Regions from separate parts of the Homo sapiens genome. Here region 1 is linked to region 2. The links are chromatin contacts, found by Hi-C in ENCODE. All regions are on one chromosome and are shown on one strand. The core of a region is the stretch at or near the end of the contact, and the rest is flanking DNA. Distances in the headings are between cores, read along the strand shown.

Evidence for each region. A loop is a pair of places that touch in the nucleus more often than their neighbours do.
Region 1: a map of chondrocyte shows a loop between it and region 2 (3-fold over the local background). The contact joins the promoter of FAM210A here to the enhancer-like site in region 2. A Hi-C loop is called at or near these places in 1 of 168 maps with a recorded cell type or tissue (chondrocyte).

The regions. Positions count from the first base shown.
Region 1 is chr18:13,725,149-13,727,848 of GRCh38, reverse strand. FAM210A (family with sequence similarity 210 member A) reads left to right here and starts at 1,291. Exons shown (of 4, transcript NM_152352.4): 1 at 1,291-1,520. It overlaps RNMT (RNA guanine-7 methyltransferase), which reads right to left and starts at 1,176. Exons shown (of 12, transcript NM_003799.3): 1 at 1,120-1,176. RefSeq lists an enhancer at 1,188-2,113.
Region 2 is chr18:13,018,028-13,020,824 of GRCh38, reverse strand. It overlaps CEP192 (centrosomal protein 192), which reads right to left. Exons shown (of 45, transcript NM_032142.4): 8 at 2,210-2,345; 9 at 1,619-1,743. Among named protein-coding and RNA genes, the nearest start is that of CEP192, 28 kb to the right of the region's middle. Within about 2 kb of position 1,349, at least 3 of the 41 ENCODE cell types and tissues checked have a DNase peak (open chromatin) inside an H3K27ac peak, as active enhancers do.

The sequences.
Region 1 (2,700 bases), core at 42-2,541, 710 kb before region 2:
AATATCATGTTGTTACTCATGTGGGAGCTAAAAATGTGGACCTGATGGAGGTAAAGAGTGGATTGGTGGTTACCACAGACTGGGAAGGGTAGCAGGAAGAGGAGCGGGATGAAGAAGAGAAATTGGTTAATGGGTACAAAAAACCCCAGAAGAAATAAAATCTAGTGCCTGATAGTACAGTGGGGTGGACACAGTTAACAATAACTTATTGTGTAGTTCAAAATAGCTAAAAGAAAAATTGGAATGTTCCCAACATAAAGATAAATGTTTGAGATGACAAATATCCCAATTGCCCTGATTTAGTCGTTACACATTGTATGCATGTATCAAAGTATCACCTGCACCTGCAAATATGTGCAACTTCTATGTATCAATTTAACAAATTGGGGGAAAAAAAACCCAAACCAAACTCAAAGTGGAATAATGAAAACACTCCATAGGGAAGAGAGCTGTCCCTCAGAATCTTCAAGAAACCTTCGAAAGGTGGTCGACTGACATGGAGATGGACACGCGATAAATAACCACACGAACATTTCGACCCGGCTTTCCAGTCACACCTCCGAAGCAAGCTATGTCTCTGCGTCATTTCAGCTCCTCAGGGTACGAGCGAGCAGGCCGCCAGGGCCGCCGGGATAAAGCCCAAGCGGGATAAGCTCTAAGTCCCGACCCGCCCGCTTGACCCTCTACCACGGGGCCCGAGAGGACGCACAGAGGCGAGAAGGGACTTCTCCAGCCAAGTTCACCCCCTCCGTCATTAGCGCGGCCTGTTACTCAACCTCTGGTTCAGGTTTCCGAAGCGCCGCTGAAGACAAACCTGCGGACCCCACGCCCCTCCCCAGCACGGCCCTGGGGCGCGAGCTGGAGCAGCTCTTCGAGCTGCTTCTCCCACCCGGGCTCGCCCAGTCTGGAGGAGGAACAGCGCCCGCCCACCCCAAGGAGTTCCCATTTTCCTTGGGACTGAGGACACAAGGCAATAGACCCACGCGTTGGGTAGTGAAGCACAGGGCTAATGCGAAGTGAGCCCATGTCAGGGGTGGGAGTGCCAGTTCCACCCCTCCACGGCGGCCGAGGGACAAACACAAAGAAAGGAAGGGCCGGAGTTCCAGCCGTCACACTCACCAGCACAGCCAAACGCGATTCTGTTTGCGGAAACGGCGGCCCGCGCCACGCGTGTCTGCTTACGTCACTTCCGGAGGTGCGAGAGTCACGTGGAGACGGTCAGGCGAGAGTGCCGCGACGCACGTCCTCCGCGCCGGAACTACGAGTCCCGACGTGCCGCGCGCGGCATGCAGAAGCTTCACTGAGCGGGCACTGGAGGTCGCGAGCACGTTGCTAGTGGGCGCGGCTGGCGGGGCCGGGGGCGGCAGGGGGCTAGCGTCCGGCTGAGCCCGGCGGGTTCCTGCACGCGGACCCACGCTTTGTCGGGCTGCTCTGCTGAGTGACACCGCCGTGGCATCCGAGGAGCTGTGGTCCAGCCTGCGCGGCGGGAAGCGGCGGCGGCGGCTCCAGCGTCCTAAGAGGTAGCATGGGCCCAGGCCTCTGTGGGGCAGCGGGAGGGGTCTAGAGGGCACCTTCAACCCTGGGCGTGTGTCCGGGAGCTGACTCGCGGCGCGAACCCGGCAACTGCTCCGCGTGCGCCGCTCTTCGGGCTGTGGCAGTGTACGACTGCCAGACGGGTCGTCCACACTCGCCGACCCCACAGACCCCGGCGGCCGAGAGAGGTCCCCCCGCCCTTCCGGGTCGAGCCAGTGTCCTGGCAAATCTTGCTTTGGGACTGTTTTTCAGCCTCCTTTGCTGTAACCCTTCACCGTGTTCTCCCCCCTTCTTCCGAAGCCAGTTGAAGAGGGGCCCGGAAGCGCCCGCGTTCGGAATGGTTTTTAAAATTAGCAATTTCTTATTAGGGACTGGCAGACTGGTCCTTACCGCCGTGTTTGGGAAGCCACAAGAGGCCATTCTTACCTGTTAGATTCTGAGAAAAGGGACCGCCTATACCTCTTCTTGACAAATACCTAAGGATGCATTAGTCTGCGTTGGCTGAACTTGGCATGGTGTGGTTTGGGGGAGACAACACACTTTTTTTGGCCATCACCCCAGATTTCTACTGGGGAGTGAAAGCGCCTACTGTACTGAAACTCGAAAGCTCCATAGTTGAGGACTTTCAACCTGAGATCAGGGTCAAAACTACCTGTGGATAGATTATTGAAGCGTGTGCATATTAACGTCGTGCGTCAAGTCCCCACCTTCCAAGGTTGTAAAACTGATCAGATTTACAATCCGTCTTGAATTACTCTTTACCAAAATTGATCCATTTAAAACAGCTTTGAAAATGTGCTTTACCAGCCTTCCTTCTTGTCAGTAGGCACAGGTATATTAATGAATAGACCTGGCTTTGGGGAAGGCAGCATTTGCAGCGTTGTGCTTTCCAATCTAATCACTTCTAAATTGTGGGCATTAGCCCATTTGAGGTTACAAACTTTGAACCAAGAATGAGGCCTATTTTTCACAAATAAGGATGACCCATCAATTTCTGATGACTGCTTGTATTTGTTATTATATGAAATGAGGTAAGTTGAGAATTAATCTCATTACATGAATATTGACAACTGCAAAAGTGTAGGTCTTACAGATCGAATGCATTATAGGCATATACAAGCATTAGAACCAGGCAATTACATTCCCTGTTCCTGATGCTTAAGTTTC
Region 2 (2,797 bases), core at 100-2,599:
TCATCAGGGAAATGCAAATCAAAACCACAATGAGATACTACTTCATACTCATTAGGATAACTATAATTTAAAAAGGGAAAAAAGTAAAGAGTGTTAAATAGGATGTGGAAAAATTGGAATCCTAGTGTTTTGTTGGTGGATGTAAACTGGTGCAGCTGCTGTGAAAAACACTATGGCAGTTCCTCAAAACATTAAACACAGAATTACCATATGACCCAACAATTTCACTCCTACATATATATCCAAACAAACTGAAAGCTAGGACTCGAACAGGTATTTGTATACTGATGTTCACGGCAGCATTACACTCAAAAGCCAAAAGACAGAAACACCCAAGTGTCCACAGAAGGATGAGGGGATAAATAAAATGTGGTATATATAATAGAACATTATTCGGCCATAAGAAAAAATGAAATGTTGATATATGCTACGACATGAACAGACCTTGAAAACATCACGCTTAATAAAATAAGCCAGACACAGAAGGCCAAATATTGTATGATTTCACTTATATGAGGTTACCCAGAGTGGGCAAATTCATAGAGACAGAAAGTAGAATGGTAGCTGCCATGAGTTGGAAGGCAGGAGGGAACTGAGGTTTGTTGTTTAATGGGTAGAGTTTGTTTTACAAGATGAAGAGTCCTGAAGATTGGCTGCACAATGTAAATGTACTTAACATTATTGAACTGTACACTTAAAAATGATTAAGATAGTAGCTGGGTGTGGTGGCTCACTCCTGTAATCCCAGCAATTTGGGAAGTCAAGGTGGGCAGATCACTTGAGGCCAGGAGTTTGAGACCTGCCTGACAAACATGGTGAAACTCCATCTCTACTAAAAATACAAAAATTAACCAGGTGGTGATGTGCGCCTGTAATCCCAGCTACTTGGGAGGCTGAGACAGGAGAATTGCTTGAACCTGGGAGGCAGAAGTTGCAGTGAGCTGAGATCACGCCACTGCACTGGGTGACAGAGTGAGACTGTCTCAAAAAGAAAAAAAAAAAAGATTAAGATAGTAAATTTTATATGTATTTTACAAGTTAAAATTTAAATTAAAAATATATTTAACATGTACAAAATAGAGATGCACAGAATAAAGCAAAAAAGCAAGCATTATTTTAATCAGTACTGGACAAGTGGGTCTAAGTGAGAAAAAATTAACCTACATGCAAAATTCAAATCACAGTTTATAAAACTATAATAACACTATTTAAAAAGGGCATAATGAATAGGTATGAGTCAGAAATGACTACCAAGCTTCAGGCACAGGAGAAACGGGGTACTATTAACAAACAGAAAAAACTGAAACAATGAAAAACAAACATGTTTGAGCAAGGTAAAAGATCCGTTTGCTTTTTCATGTAATGACTGGACACTGGGCTAAAGAACTTTCCAAATGACTAATCTAAATGCAAGTCAATAAATATTTAAATGCAAGAAAATGTATATAATTGTATGATACTTATAAACATATCGAAAAATTATCAGTAGTGAGTACTTTTTCTGTATTTTTCAGAAGTCAACAGTTACTGTTTCTTTGAAAAAAACTGATATCATATAAACACAAAAGACCCCTTATTCCTTTTTTTATAGGAAATCTAAGAAAAATGCATAACTTACACTGTTAAGATCTGGAACAATACCCTTCAAATTTTCTATTTCTTTCTCAGTTCCCCAAGTACCAGAGGAAAATGGTAACATACCATCTGTGTACCTTCTACTATCTCCAGTACCTATAGAATTACCTGAAAAAATAAAGAAAAATGTTAAAGGAGCCACATCAAATCTGAGTAATCTAACATAATAACTGATTCTTGCCAGTCAAATTATTTTATGTAACCCTAATACTTAGCACTCCTATGACAAATTTAGCCATTTTCGTAGAGAGAAAATAAGCAACAGTAAGAGGCAATAATAAACATGATAAACTGCTACCATACCCAAAGAATTCATATTTAATTATCAATGTCTGGATAGAATACAATTATTTGTAATATTCAATCCAAGAAATATATACTACGGTATTTCTAGTAACACTAATTTACTCAGCTATTATTAAAAGCTCTTTTGAAAAGTTTTAGACTGTCTAAAGACCTGAGGGACTAGAAGAGTTAATATATGCTAAATCATACCAGAGAAATATTTTTTTTTTAAAAAAAGTAAAGTCAAAACTAGAACTTAAGAACAAAAGAATCATATTTCTATACTTACTAGTCCCAGGTAGACAAATAACTTGGCTTTCCTCAGACTCTTTGTGAGTTGTTTCAGAAGAGTGTGAGTCGAGGGAAATCAGAGAGCTGTTATTTTCTGATTGAAACTTGCAGTTTAAGCTACCGTTTTCATTTGCCTGTTGAAAGAATATCTTAGCTGTATTAATCTTTTAAATTAAAATGAAATATTTTGAGGGAGAAAATGTGGCTTTACTGAAGGATGCCAGAAAATAAGTGTAGAAGGAATTAGAAAAATCGCCATTGTCACCACGAGAGTAATCAATATTTCCAAGAGTCAGCAAGGACACTGAAACCAGCTAGTGAAGAGTTGCCGGGGAATAAGATGATCAAAGGGCTGATATCTCATCCCACAGATGACTTATTAATAACGAAGGGGAAAAGCTACCTTCACAAGGAGACATCCAGCTGACATCACCTTAGCCAAAATTATCAAAAACAGTATCACCAATTGTGGGAGAGATAAACGTCTCCCGGTGTAGGGCAATGAGAAGTACACAACACTGCTTGGTTTACTATGAATCCATTCATGAGAAACTGTTTAATCTGTATTCTTGCCAAAACGTTTAAT